2 separate regions of the Homo sapiens genome follow, and region 1 is linked to region 2. Evidence: read pairs that join two places in POLR2A ChIA-PET (ENCODE). Cell type or tissue: Panc1. All regions are shown on one strand. Each heading gives the region's core, and the rest is flanking DNA. Links, peaks and the distances in the headings are about the cores only. Region 1 overlaps ATP4A (ATPase H+/K+ transporting subunit alpha). Region 2 overlaps RBM42 (RNA binding motif protein 42).

Region 1 (6,725 bases), core at 302-5,301, 81 kb after region 2:
CTCTCTCCTGCATGACTGCCACCTCCCCGTGACTGCCACCTCCCCAGGGCACACTGCTTCTCTGTCTCCCACTGTCACTACCCTCTCCCAGGTCACATCCTCCACTGGCAGTGACTGGCTGTCCTTCAGCTCACACGGCAGTGCACACCCCACTGCCGCCCCCTATCCCTGAGTCGCGCCTTGGCCCCCCTGCAGGCACCGTGCAGGGCCTGGTGGTGAACACGGGCGACCGCACCATCATTGGGCGCATCGCATCGCTGGCGTCGGGGGTGGAAAACGAGAAGACACCCATCGCTATCGAGATCGAGCATTTTGTGGACATCATCGCGGGCCTGGCCATTCTCTTCGGTGCCACATTTTTTATTGTGGCCATGTGCATTGGCTACACCTTCCTGCGGGCCATGGTCTTCTTCATGGCCATCGTGGTGGCCTATGTGCCTGAGGGGCTGCTGGCCACTGTCACAGTGAGTGGGGGCAGGCGGGGATGCAGGGAGCTGAGGGGCCTGCTCAACCATCTGTTCTTTCCTCCACATTTCCCCCATCACCTCCCTGCCTGTCTATCTGTCCACTTAGCTCCCATCCATTCTCCTGCCTTCCCATCATCCACTCATTCAGCAAGTCCTTCCCGAGGCAACCCTGGGGCAAGTCCTGTGCCACACATTGAGGGCGCAGAGATGACGAGGCCGGGTCCTTAACTGGAAGAGGCTGATGTCCTGTGCAGGCAGCCAGCATGTCACCAGACCTTCCACAGTCAGCACCCAGCTCCAGACCAGTCCCCAGGGAGGTGCGGGGAAGGTTCCTCTTCTCATTTTGATTGTGTGAAGAGAATTTTCAGAACCTCGGCTGGGACAGCTCAGAGAGGGGCCTCGCTACTGTATCTGGGCAGACTGGGGAAGGAGTCCCAAACAAAGCACTGGCTGAACAAAAGCTGGGGCCAAGAAAACACCTGGTGTTTGCAGAAGCACGTTGCACACGCAGCCCCGCGGCTGGGGTAAAGCCTTCCCCGTTCTTTGACGCGGGGAAGAGGACTGGAAGCCAGGGTGGGTCCCCAGCCTGCGGTGCTCACCCCTTCCCCAGGTCTGCCTGTCCCTGACAGCCAAGCGCCTGGCCAGTAAGAACTGCGTGGTCAAGAACCTGGAGGCGGTGGAGACATTGGGCTCCACTTCGGTGATCTGCTCGGACAAGACAGGGACTCTCACTCAGAACCGCATGACTGTGTCCCATCTGTGGTTTGACAACCACATCCACACAGCTGACACCACGGAAGACCAGTCAGGTGTGGGGGAGGGAGGGCACAGGCGCCAGGGCAGGATCTGGTGGATGGTGGAGACCTGAAGAGGGATAGGGAGGTAGGGAGGGCTTTGTACGAAGGCGGGGCGGCTCGGCTCCAGGTCTCAAAGGAGACTCGCTACCGGGTCTAGAGGGAAGGGTCATCCGGGGGCTGGGTCCCTCAGGGTTGGGTGGAACCCAATTCCACCCAGGTCTGGGGAGGGGGCCCGCGATATGAGCCTAGGAGGAGGGGGCTCGGTTCTGGTCCGGGAGAGCCGCCGTGCGGGACCCAGCCTGGACGCCTGGTCTGCAGGGCAGACGTTTGACCAGTCCTCGGAGACGTGGCGGGCGCTGTGCCGGGTGCTCACCCTGTGCAACCGCGCCGCCTTCAAGTCCGGCCAGGATGCAGTGCCTGTGCCCAAGGTGAGAGCCAGGGGGCCTCCAGGGAATCCCGGGAGGCTGGTGTAGCCGGCTTCGCCCCTGACACCGGTCCCCGCTCCCAGCGCATCGTGATTGGAGACGCATCGGAGACGGCGCTGCTCAAGTTCTCGGAGCTGACGCTGGGCAACGCCATGGGCTACCGGGACCGCTTCCCAAAAGTCTGCGAGATACCCTTCAACTCCACCAACAAGTTCCAGGTGCGCAGCCGGCCCCGCCCACGGCCTGGGCCCGCCCACCTCGGGCCCCGCCCCAGGCCACACCCACATCAGCGGGCCACGAGGGGCTTCGCTCCTTGCCCCTTCTCTCCGCAGCCAAACCCCACCCCATCTCCCGCTCCGCCTATGGCCCCGTCCACCAGAGGCAAGGCCCCGCCCACCACCCAGCCCCGCCCACAGCTTCTCCTCGGCGGGACTGTCCATGGGGAGCACCTCGCTCTCCAAATCCGCCCCCAGCCCAACTCCGCACCCTAATTCTGTTCATTCCCTGCGTCCAGGACTCCAAATCTGCACCTAGCCCCGCCTTAACGCTTACCTTCTACCAAGGACCCCTCCACACAAGGCCTCCATCTTCCACCTTCACCCTTCCCCGCAGCTCTCAGAGCCCGCACCGAGCTCTCGGCCCCGCCCCTCTCCTCAGCCCCGCCCCGTTCCCTCGTCCACAGCCCCGCCCCGTTCCCCCGTCCACAGCCTCGCCTCTCCCCCCCGCCCACAGCTGTCCATCCATACGCTGGAGGACCCGCGGGACCCGCGACACTTGCTGGTGATGAAGGGCGCCCCCGAGCGCGTGCTGGAGCGCTGCAGCTCCATCCTTATCAAGGGCCAGGAGCTGCCGCTGGACGAGCAGTGGCGCGAGGCCTTCCAGACCGCCTACCTCAGCCTGGGAGGCCTGGGCGAACGCGTGCTCGGTGAGACCCCTGGGCAGGGGAGGAGACTCCAGGTGCGAGGAGGAGCTAGCACAGACCCTGCCCACCACTCCCGGCCCAGCCCTGACCGTCCTCATCCCTGGCTGCTGGCTGATTTGTCGCAGTCCACAGCCTCACCCTTGACTTTCCCTGTACCAGTCCTGACCCCTGTCTGTCCTCACTTTCTACCTTGACCCCAGTCCTCACCTGGACTTTTATCCGTATCCTGACCTCTAACCTCTCCCAATTTTTGTCCTGACGCCTTAAACTTCGCTGCCTCTACCCTAGAAAGCAGATCTGTGGTCCAATTCTGGGCCTTTTACTTGCTGTGTGACCTCTGGCAAGAAATGTCCCCTCTCTGAGCCTCAGTTTCCTCATCTGTAAGATGAGAATGGGCCTCACAGGGTGGTTGTGAGGGTAGATTCAGATAATGTGAGTGAAGGGGTCAGCACAAGGTCAGGCATCCATAGGTGTTTGGTGCAAGGGGCCTGGTTATTTTACCCATTTCCTGGCCCTGCTAAGAAAGGGTGTGCCCAGGGCTCTTCCCTGACTTCCCCGTTTCCGGTCAGGCTTCTGCCAGCTCTACCTGAATGAGAAGGACTACCCGCCTGGCTATGCCTTCGACGTAGAGGCCATGAACTTTCCATCTAGCGGCCTCTGCTTTGCGGGACTTGTATCCATGATTGACCCACCCCGGGCCACCGTCCCTGATGCTGTGCTCAAGTGTCGCACCGCAGGCATCCGGGTATGCCACTGTGGGGAGGAACAAGTGGAGTGAGGACAGAGGATGGCAGCAGGATTTGGGTTGAAGAACCCCATGACAAACCCACCTGAAACTGGCTTGAACCAAAATGCATTGGTTTATGATACTGAAAAATTCTGGGGAATTAAGCTTCAGGTCTAGCCAGATCCAGGAGCTCAGTGTCATTAGGAATTTTCCTTTCTCCATGTCTCAGCTCTGCTGTTCTCTTTGCTGGCTTTATTTGCAGGCACTCCCTTCACTTGGGGACACACACACCCCTGCTCCAGCAGCTCAAACTTAACTCCCACCTGCTTAGCCACCCCACAAAAAGAGAGTGCCTCTTTTGCAGTAGCACTGGATTGGGTCACTCATTTATCCCTGAGCCAGTCACTGGGGCTGGGGGATGGAAGACCTTGATTGGCCAGGTCTGGGCTTACTTACCCAATCTTAGCCAGGGACCTCACTGCAACTGATGGTGTAGGGGAGAGGAGTGGTTCCCCAAACACAAAACAAGGGTGGGAAAGCCAAGGCCAGGCAGGCAATGCCCAAGCCCTTCCCGTGTCTCTACGGCCCTGTTACATCGGGCCTTGTTACCTTTCTAAGCTTGTTCGTTAGCCCTCTTTCCTTGTTCACTCCTCTGCAGTTATGGTGTCCTCCCTGCTGTTCCTCCGACAGTTCGGGCCTGTCCTCACCTCAGGGCCTTTGCACCTGCTGTTCTCCCTGCCAGGAGCACTCTTCTCCCAGCTTTCCACGTGGCTGACTCTCTCACCTCTTACAGGTCTCTGCTCAGATATCACCTTCTCAATAAGCCCTTCCCTGGGTACACTTAAAATCGAGTCACCGTTTCCTTCACCAAGCTTAATATGTTTTTTTCCACTTTCTAACACACTATATAATTCGTTTCTTTATTTTCTGTCACCCTCACTAGAGCTCCTCAAGGACAGGGATTTTTGTCTCTTTTGTCTCTGCTATATCCCAGGCACGTAGGAGGTGGTCACGCTTGGTCAAGTAAATGAACACGTGTATCAGCAGATGTCTCCCAGGGAGGACAGGGAGATTGGGCTGATCTGAAGGGGTCAGTGATCCACTGGTTCCCCCTACAGGTGATCATGGTAACGGGTGACCACCCCATCACCGCCAAGGCCATTGCAGCCAGTGTGGGCATCATCTCGGAAGGCAGCGAGACAGTGGAGGACATCGCTGCCCGCCTCCGTGTGCCCGTAGACCAGGTTAATCGCAAGTAAGCCCCCCCAGACCTCCCCGGGGTTCTCCCCACATCTGGCACAGACCGAGGTCCCAGCGAGGTCCTCCCATCTCCTCCCCAGGGATGCCCGTGCCTGTGTGATCAATGGCATGCAGCTGAAGGACATGGACCCATCGGAACTGGTCGAGGCCCTGCGCACCCACCCCGAGATGGTGTTTGCGCGCACCAGCCCCCAGCAGAAGCTGGTGATCGTGGAGAGCTGCCAGCGGCTGGTGAGCCCTGCTGATGAGGGTGGGCAGGCGGGCAGACAGGCGGGGCTGGTCTTGGACCGGCCTCTCACTGACCACCCACCCACCACCTGCACCCACTGCCTGCAGGGTGCGATTGTGGCCGTCACGGGGGATGGTGTGAATGACTCCCCAGCTCTGAAGAAGGCAGACATCGGAGTAGCCATGGGCATCGCTGGCTCAGATGCTGCCAAAAATGCAGCTGACATGATCCTGCTGGATGACAACTTTGCCTCCATTGTGACAGGCGTGGAGCAGGGTCCGAGCCACGCCAGGGGGAGGGCAGGCAGTGTGGGCACAGGAGGGAGAGGGCTGTGAGGAGGCTGAGGTGCCCACCCTACCCCACAGGTCGACTGATCTTCGACAACCTGAAGAAGTCTATTGCCTACACATTGACCAAGAACATCCCAGAGCTGACACCCTACCTCATCTACATCACCGTCAGCGTGCCCCTGCCCCTCGGGTGCATCACCATCCTCTTCATCGAACTCTGCACTGACATTGTAAGTCCACAGCCCAGGGTACCCATCCACAGGGTGCCCAGAGACACTTGCTTGCAGATGGACAGGAGGGACAGAGACCACCACAGACACTCTTGGGCACAGAGTGACAGACAAGACCTGTGTGTGCAATGACAGCCAGTGCAGGACACATGGGTGGCAGGCAGGTGAACAGACCTAAATGGACATACAGCCATGCACACACAGGCGGACACTCAGGTAGGCCCGGGCCGACCCATGCACACACATGACTCAGATACAGATACTCAGACAGAGATGGAAACAGAACAGGTATCTGGCCAAACTTGAATCACAGACACGTGCCCCTAAACAGACACGGACAAATAAACCCCCTCAGATAGACCCCATGGCAGACAGACAGAAAAGAACCACAGATACAGTCACGAATGCAGCCAGAGGCGCAGCTGTGTTGACAGGTATTTATTCGGTAACATTTACACAGTGCTTTCTCTGGGCCAGACACACCATCATTTCCTTAATTTTGTACTCATAACCACACTATGAGATGAGTTTTGTTACTATCACCCGTACTTTACTGATGAGCTCATCAAGGCATAGACAGGTAGAGTGGATTGTCCCAGGTCACTGGGCAAATAAGTGGCCCGGCTGTGACTTGAGCTTGAGCAGTCACAGGTCCCACAGCCTGTGGTCGTGGTCAGTATGCTCTGCTGCCACTCTAGGCACAAGCAGATGAAGGGGCACGGCGACACTGAGAGACTGAAGATACACAGAGATAGGGAGTGACACAGAAATACACAAGAGCAGATACAGTCACAGAGAATTACACTGGAGACAGGGACAGAGAAACAGAGTGAGGAACAGAGAAAGAGAGGGAGGGAGACAGAGGGAGAAGATAAAAGCAGATGTTCTTACGAAGATGGGCACCAGGATGCCAACACCCAGGGGCCAGTGGGGCCCAGGCTGTCCAGGCTGGTGTGGCTGTGCCGTCCCTGCAGGTCCTGCCTGCTAACCTCAGTCCTGTTCCTGCTCACAAGTGGGGGAAGGGGGACCCGAAGTGGAGGGGACAAGGGCCCAGCCAAACCCTCAGTCCCAGTTCCTTCCACTCCTGGCCAGTTCCCATCTGTGTCCCTGGCATATGAAAAGGCCGAGAGTGACATCATGCACCTGCGTCCACGCAACCCAAAGCGTGACAGATTGGTCAACGAGCCCCTGGCTGCCTACTCCTACTTCCAGATTGGTGGGTGCCCGTGGGCCGGGGAGCCTGGAGGTGGGGGGCTCTGCGCTGGGCTGCTCGCCTGCCCCAGGCCCTGCCTTGGGCTCCGGCTGGTTCTGGACCTCAGTGTCTGCATTTGGTCCTGGGTCTCCGTTGTCCTCCGTGTCCCTCTCTGTTTGTGACAGT
Region 2 (7,707 bases), core at 1,323-6,322:
AGGCCTCCGCTCCCTCCTTCCCCAGGAGCCTAAAATCTTGGTCCTGGGAGTGAGGGACCCCAGCTCTCTTCCTCTGTTAGACCCAGGAGTCCAGGCCCCCGGCTTCTTGGGAGTCTAGTCCCCCAGGTCCTTCCTAACCCAGACACCCAGGCATCTAGTCCTCAGTTCATCGCTCACCTCTGGCGGGTTCCTCTGCCCCCAGCCGGGGGTCTCAGCCCCATTTCATACCATGCACCCCCTCCCCCAAGGGCCTGGGCAAGGGGGAATTTTCCGAGACGTCAGAGCAGGGGTCGCAGCCAGGCTCAAGTTGCAGAGGCAGGGGCGGGGCCGAGCCTCGACCCCAGCCTCGGGGATAGGTGCTGGCCTCTGGGGCTGCCCTGCTGCAGGGGTGGCGTGGGCTTGGAGCGAGGCTTGGGGAACAGCGGGCTGGGTGAGGGCAGGGCGGAGGCTGGGAGAAGTTTACGGGGTGATGGGGGCGGGGCGGGGGGCTTGGTGAACGGGCTGTCTGCCTCAGGGTCTCGATCCTGCGACATGGGGGGAGTGAGGGGAGAGGGTCTGGGGTCAGCTGGGCTAAGCTGGGCTTATCTGCAACAGGAAGAGGGATTTCCGGCCAGATTCCCCCACCCGCCCCCAGCGTCAGCTGACGTCACAATCGGCAGAGTAACTGCGGGGGCGTGGAGCAGGAGTGAAGGCCCACCCAATCCTCCACCAGGCCCAGTAGGGAGGGCGTCCTGGGGCTGCTTCCCAGGAGTGCCAATCATAGCAATATTGACATCAACAATTTCAACAATAACAATAGTAGCAATAACGGCCAACATTAAATGAGGGCTCATTGTGTGAAACCAACTGTGCCATACCCCTTCATTGAATCCTTCTATGAGGCAAGTACAATACATACTCTCATTTGATGAAGGGGGAAGGTAAGGCAGGCATCCTCCCACTGCTCTCCTTCTCCAGACCCCATGCCCTTCCGCGCTGTAATAGTTTAGGACAATTGGGGAAACTGGAGTATGAACTGAATATGAAATATCATAGAATTCTTTTCTTAGATTTGATAATGGTATTCAGGAGGAAAGATATCATTTAGAAAATGAACTCAGAGATGAAATGTTATAATGTCTGTAACTTGTGGTTGGGCGCGGTGATTCACGCCTGTAATCCCAGCACTTTGGGAGGCTGAGGCGGGTGGATCATCTGAGGTCAGGAGTTCTAGATCAGCCTGTCCAACATGGTGAAACCCTGTCTCTACTAAAAATACAAAAAATTAGCCAGGCGTGGTGGCGGGTGCTTGTAATCCCAGCTACTCGGGAGGCTGAGGCAGGAGAATTGCTTGAACCAGGGAGATGGAGGTTGCAGTGAGCCAAGATCATGCCATTGCACTCCAGCCTGGGGAACAAGAGCGAAACTTCATCTCAAAAAAAGAAACAACAAAAAAAAAGTCTGTAACTTGCTCAAATAATTCAGCAAAAAACAACAAAAAACCACAGCTATACATGTAACATATACATACATACATGAAATATTTAGGACATACCTAAACTATAAAATTGTTCACGTAAAATTCAATAACTGGGTGTCCTATATATATATAAAATATTTTTCGAGATGGAGTCTCACTCTGTCGCCCAGGCTGGAGTGCAGTGGTGCGATCTCAGCTCACTGCAACCTCTGCCTCCCGGGTTCAAGCAATTCTGGTGCCTCAGCCTTCCAAGTAGCTGGGATTACAGGCAAGCACCACCATGCCCGGCTAATTTTTTGCATTTTTAGTAGAGATGGGGTTTTGCCATGTTGGCCAGGCTGGTCTCGAACTCCTGACCTCAAGTGATCCACTTGCCTCGGTCTCCCAAAGTGCTGGGATTACAGGCGTGAGCCACCATGCCTAGGCTAATTTTTGCATTTTTAGTAGAGATGGGGTTTTGCCATGTTGGCCAGGCTGGTCTCAAACTCCTGGCCTCAAGCTATCCACCTGCCTTAGCCTTAGTGCTGTAATTAGAAGCATGAGCCACCACCGTGCCCAGCCATCCTGCTGTATTTTAATAAGTATGTAATATTTACCATTAAAAATAACTTTTGCATATCGGCATCTTCCAGTCCCCAGCCCAGCCTCTTGATCATTAACTACTTGCCGTTCTGGAGAGCGGGTGGCATTGCTCCTCCTTCCATTTTACAGTAAAGTAAACCGGGGGTCCCATGGAGTGGGAGTGGGACTGGGATTGGAATCAGTGTGGGGTAAGCCACAGAGCCCTGGAGCATCACTGGTCCCTCTATCCGTCCAGCGCGGAGGCCTGAAGGGAGTCCTGGCTTCCCATCCTTGAAGCTGGCCTCTTGTCTGTCTCTCCATGTCTCTCTGCCCTCTTTCTTCAGGTTGGCATATCTAAAGCTGGGTCTCTGTTGCCACGGGCCTGACTCCAGTGAGGCTTTGTCACCTGGTCTCTTCTGACATCTCTGTCCCTCCCCATCTGTCTTTGAGTGTTCCTATCTCATCTCCTTGTCCGTCTCCATCTGTCTCTTGGTTTTCTCCCCGTCCCCCTTCCCACTGCACAGTCTCTGATGGTTCTCATCTCTGCCTCTGAGCCTCCTGCTCACAGCGCCATCTCTACCTCTGCTTGCCACATTCTATGTGTGTGTGTCTCTTCTTGTTCTCAGGAAGACTTGTGTGCATTAAAAAAAAAGATAAACATTTAGGGGGTACAAGTGCAGATTCCTTACTGGATATATGTCAGTATATCCAGTATACTGGCCTGGGCCTTTAGTGCACCCGAATGGTGAGCAACGTACCCAACTGGTAACTGTTCAGCTTCCCCCACGCTCCCACCTTTTGGAGTCTGCAGTGCCTGTTACCCCACTCTGCATGTCCACGTGTACCTGCTGTTCTGCTCCCACTTGGAAGTGAGAATCACATGCATTTGGAAGCGTCCTTTCTGGAGCCATCCTCTCTTCCCATCTCCTCCCGTGACCCTATGCTTGCTGTCAGTACAAGGGGGGTCAGGGGTAGAAAAGACTAGTGATGGGGGGAAGGGGCTTTGAGGATCCTGGGGCTGGGTGGTCTGGCCCAGGTGGCAGGGGGCTAAAGGGCACTTCCTGCCAGGGAGGCTCTCACCCTCTGACCAGACTGGAAAATGTGACGTCAGAGAGGGGGCAGTAAGGCGGGGAAGACAGGAACAGGAGAAATTCGACACCTCTCCTGGGGGACCTCGGTCCCTGAGAGGCCTTGGTATTGTCCATCCCCCGACTTATGCCCCACAAAGTCCTGCCCAACCTGCTCCCTCCTAATGGAGGGTTCCGATGGCTGTGTCCCTGGGAGACCCTCCACTCCTCCCCATACTCAAACCTGCCATCTCCCTCCTCTGGCCCAGTCCCTGCCCCAGCCTTCTAGACTTCCAGCCACAGTGGTGGTCGCAGGGCGTTTTTTTTTTTTTTTTTTTGAGACAGAATCTCACTCTGTCACTAAGGCTGGAGTGCAGTGGCGCGATCTCAGCTCACTGCAACCTCCTTTTACCAGGTTCAAGCGATTCTCCTGCCTCAGCCCTCCCAAGTAGCTGGGACTACATGTGCCCGCCACCACGCCCAACTAATTTTTGTATTTTTCAGTAGGCACAGGGTTTCACTATGTTGGCCAGGCTGGTCTCGAACTCGTGACCTCAAGTGATCTGCCTGCCTCCCAAAGTGCTGGGATTACAGGCGTGCGCCACCGCACCCAGCCGGTCACAGGGCCCTTTCTACAGCGCACATCTGTGCTGCCCAGGACCTTGCTGCTGCTTGAATTTTCTCAGCTTTTTGGGGCTTGCTGCTGCCTTCTGCGTAAAGCTTAAGCCCTCAGCCTGGCATTCAAGGCCCTGCACAGACACCTCTTCAGACAGGCAGAGGCCAGCTTGGAGCTGGGAAGAGAGGGGAACAGACCCCAAGTCTCTGTTCTCTCTATCTGTGGGTCTCTCCTCCTTTTTCATTTCCCAGCTCCAAGGGAGAGAACAGAGACCAACAGGGATATAGAAGCTTAGAGACAAGAAATGGAGGGGTACCCACAGAGACAGAGATAGAGGTGCCCACCGAGACTTAGAGCATGGTGAGCTGGCTGGGCATGGCAGACTGGAGAAGCTGGAAAGCCCCAGAGGAGACTTGGGGGTGGACGGTTCCTTCAGGAAGGGCCCCCTCACCCACAGGTCAGCGCCCCCATCCTGCCCTGACCACTCTGGGCTCTTATCGTCAGGGCACCGGGCCTATTTTCTGCACTGGACCTTGAGCTCTAACGGTGCAGGGCCCAGGACTTTTAGTCACCATTGTGTCCTCAAGCACTGTTCAGACCCTTGGTGAGAGTCTGCTGGATGGAAGAGGGCCTAGAAGCCTGTGAGCTCCAGAAGGGAAGGGCCTAGATCTCCTACCTTGGTGCTGAGAACACAGGAAGTAGCCAGGACACGGGGATGGGCCTCAGCTTGGCTTCACCCTTGCCATTGGCCCCCCTTTCTCCTCTGGAATAAGCAGCACTCAGCATGTGTGGAAGAGGTTTGAAGAGGGAATGGGTGCGCAGGAAGGGCTCAGAAGCCCCCGCCTGGGTGTTTGCCTGGGTAAACTCTCAAGGCTCCCCGCCATTTCCAGCTGTGGGGAAGCCAAGCCCTGCTCCCCACAGCGTGCTTCCATGCCCAGCCAGGGGTGGAAATGAACGTAAATTTATTGAAACTGGTTTTGGGGCAGGGGATGGGTGGACAGCTGGGGGTTTTCCAAAGAGAACTGAGGGAGGAGCCAGCGCCCGGCCAGGTGGGAGCGGGTGCCTGGCCACAGACCCTATCTCAGGCCCAGCTTCTTCTTTTCCTTCTGCTTCTTGCGGACCACGTCCAGATTCCGGTCCTTCCACATGCTCTTGCGAAGCTTGATGGGGCGCGAGCCCACATACTTCCCTGTGGAGACAGAGGGTTCAAGGCAGGCTCGGGTCAGGCTTAGGCCAGCGCCTGCCGCGCCTGCAGTTCCCAGGGGAGGCCGCACCCACCATTCATCTCACGCATGGCGCGCACGTAGTCGCTGGGGTCCTTGAAGCTGACGAAGCCGTAGCCCTTGGTCTTGCCTGTGCGCTTGTCACGGATCACCTTGGCCTTAAGGAAGGATGGGAAGCGGCTGAAGGCGCGTGCCAAGATGTCATCGTTCACCTCATTGCCCAGATCCCCACAGAAGATCCGGAAGTCATCTGGGGATGGGGAAGAGATGACATCAGAGGATGCAGAGGCCTTGCCCAGTGTCTACCTTGTCTGAACGATCCCACCTTTTCGGAGGTATCTAGTCTCTGCCTAGGGACCTCTTAGTAATAATGGTCAACACCTACTGACCCTGCGCCAGGAGCTCTGCTGGCACCTGGAGGGGTGTTTCCATTTCTGGCACTCCCAACCATGCTTTTACACTGAGGCACAGAGAGGTGAAGTCACTGCCCACAGTGACACAAGCAGGAAGCGGCAGAGCTAAGACAAGAGCTCAGGCATCTGGCTCCAGTCCTTACTTTTAACCTTGAACTGCACTGCCCTCCCCACCCCAGGGCCACCTCACTCATTCCTGTAGTAACACCCTTAACTCTGCCCTAGCCCTGGCCTTTCCTCTGAGCCTTGGTGTCCCTTGGTCCCCTGGACCCCTGTCACCCACTGGCTGCCCGTCATGGCACCTCAGGAACATGGGCTTCATCTTTCCTCAGCCCTGCTTCCTTGGCAAGGCCTGCCCTAACTCCCCCTTGAGACCTGGACATGCTGCCTGCTCCTCCGCCATGGCTGCACCCAGCTGACATTCTCATGCTGCCTCTGAGTTGGGCCTGTGCTTCCACTGAACATGCTCTGTCCCAATGAATCCCTGTCCCCACAAGGGAGGGGATGAGGAATATGAGGCTTAAAAGGCTAAGTGAGCCAAGCACAGTGGCTCACGCCTGTGATCCCAGCACTTTGGGAGGCTGAGGCAGGTGGATGACTTGAGCTCAAGAGTTCAAGACCAGCCTGACCAACATGGTGAAACTCCATCTCTACTAAACAATACAAAAATTAGCTGGGTGTGGTGGTGGGTGCCTGTAATCCCAGCTACTCGGAAGGCTGAGGTGGGAGAATTGCTTCAACCCAGGAGGCGGAGGCTGCAGTGAGCCAAGATTACACCACTGCACTCCAACCTGGGTGACAGTGCGAGACTCTGTCTCAAAAAAAAGAAAAAAAAAAAAAACAAAAGAAGAAACAAAACAAAACCAGGCTAAGTGACTTGCCCAAGGTCACAGAGCTAGGGTCTTCTCTGGGCCAGGTAGACGGTCCCAGGAGAGGGGGTGGAAGTCAAACACTGAAGCAGGAGGGGTCCATCTCCTTCCTCAGCCATTGCACGGCTGCCCCATGGCGTCTGTGATATGGGACACTCTAAGCACAAGTTAGGCAATGCCAGGAGCAAACAACCGGACAAACTCAGAAGGTGGGACATCATACATGACAACTGCCCTGGACACTTCAAAAAATATGTACAAAACAAAGAGGCAGGAAAGAGACCGTTCTTATTAAGATATAATCGAGGCTGGGCGTGGTGGCTTATGCCTGTAATCCCAGCACTTTGGAAGGCTGAGGCAGGCGGATCACAAGGTCAGGAGTTCGAGACCAGCCTGGCCAGCATGGTGAAACCCCGTCTCTACTAAAAATACCAAAAATTAGCCAAGCATGGTCGTGCGCGCCTGTAGTCCCAGCTATTCGGGAGGCTGAGGCAGGAGAATTACTTGACCCTGGCAGGTGGAGGTTGCAGTGAGCTGCCGAGATTGCGCCACTGCACTCCAGCCTGGGCGATGGAGCAAGACTCCGTTTCAAAAAAAAAAAAGAAAAAAAAAAAGATATAATTGAAGGACATAAAACTGCATGCATGCTGGTTCAGGGCAAAAACATTAATAGTTCTAACAGAGTTTTGGGACACCTAGGGAAATACGAATATAAACTGAAAAGAAGATACCGAATTAGTTAATGTTCTTAGACTTGATAATAGTATTATGATATGCAAAAAGTATCTCTTTTCTTTTTTTTTTTTTTTTTGAGATGGAGTCTTGTTCTGTTGCCAGGCTAGAGTGCAGTGGCCTGATCTCGGCTCACTGCAACCTCTGCCTCCTGGGTTCAGGCGATACTCCTGTCTCAGCCAACCGAGTAGCTGGGATTATAGGTGCCTCCCACCAAGCCTGGCTAATTTTTTTGTATTTTTAGAGACACGGGATTTCACCATGTTGGCCAGGCTGGTCTTGAACTCCTGACCTCAAGTGATCCACCTGCCTCCGCCTCCCAAAGTGCTGGGATTACAGGTGTGAGCCACCGTGCCTGGCCAAAATATCTCTTTTCTTAGGAGATAAATACTGAGATATTTAGAAGTGATTAATTCACTTATAACTTGCTTCAAATGACTGAGCTAAAAACAAAGAAACCAGATACATACACAAAGAGGAAAAAAGTGAACACAGCAAAATGTTAATTGCAGAATCTAGGTGGTGGGTAGACGGGTGTTTACTGTGCCATCTGTGTTTAAAATTTTTCCCGGCCAGGTACAGTGGCTCATGCCTGTAATCCCAGCACTTTGGGAGGCTGAGGCAGGAGAATCACTTGAACCTGGGGGGCGGAGGCTGCAGTGAGCCAAGATTGCGCCACTGCACTGCAGCCTGGGCGACAGAGTGGTACTCTGTCTCATAAAAAAAAAAAAAAAAAATTTTTATCCTAAGAGTTGGGAAAAAAAAAG

The links. Peaks named below come from ENCODE experiments on the same cell type or tissue, not always from the same donor. Only the 100,000 strongest peaks of a DNase experiment are listed, where the experiment ranks them.
Region 1: POLR2A ChIA-PET joins it to region 2 with 8 read pairs; 14 of 35 experiments call an interaction of 5 or more read pairs at or near these places.

The regions. Positions count from the first base shown.
Region 1 is chr19:35,553,544-35,560,268 of GRCh38, reverse strand. ATP4A (ATPase H+/K+ transporting subunit alpha) reads left to right here. Exons shown (of 22, transcript NM_000704.3): 7 at 196-464; 8 at 1,078-1,276; 9 at 1,583-1,692; 10 at 1,773-1,907; 11 at 2,422-2,614; 12 at 3,181-3,356; 13 at 4,457-4,593; 14 at 4,679-4,829; 15 at 4,935-5,103; 16 at 5,193-5,347; 17 at 6,440-6,563. Among named protein-coding and RNA genes, the nearest start is that of ATP4A, 6.8 kb to the left of the region's middle. RefSeq lists enhancers at 1,005-1,104, 1,559-2,174, 2,244-2,333 and a silencer at 1,884-1,983. In Panc1, for the core only: a CTCF peak has its summit at 4,448 (motif pointing left); a DNase peak (open chromatin) is centred at 2,197; H3K4me3 peaks cover 1,486 bases; H3K27me3 peaks cover 252 bases.
Region 2 is chr19:35,634,627-35,642,333 of GRCh38, reverse strand. RBM42 (RNA binding motif protein 42) reads right to left here. Exons shown (of 10, transcript NM_024321.5): 9 at 4,982-5,176; 10 at 4,649-4,892. The coding sequence ends at 4,780. ETV2 (ETS variant transcription factor 2) reads right to left here and starts at 589. Exons shown (of 7, transcript NM_014209.4): 1 at 178-589. RefSeq lists an enhancer at 1-433. In Panc1, for the core only: no CTCF peak of the experiment used is centred there; no DNase peak of the experiment used is centred there.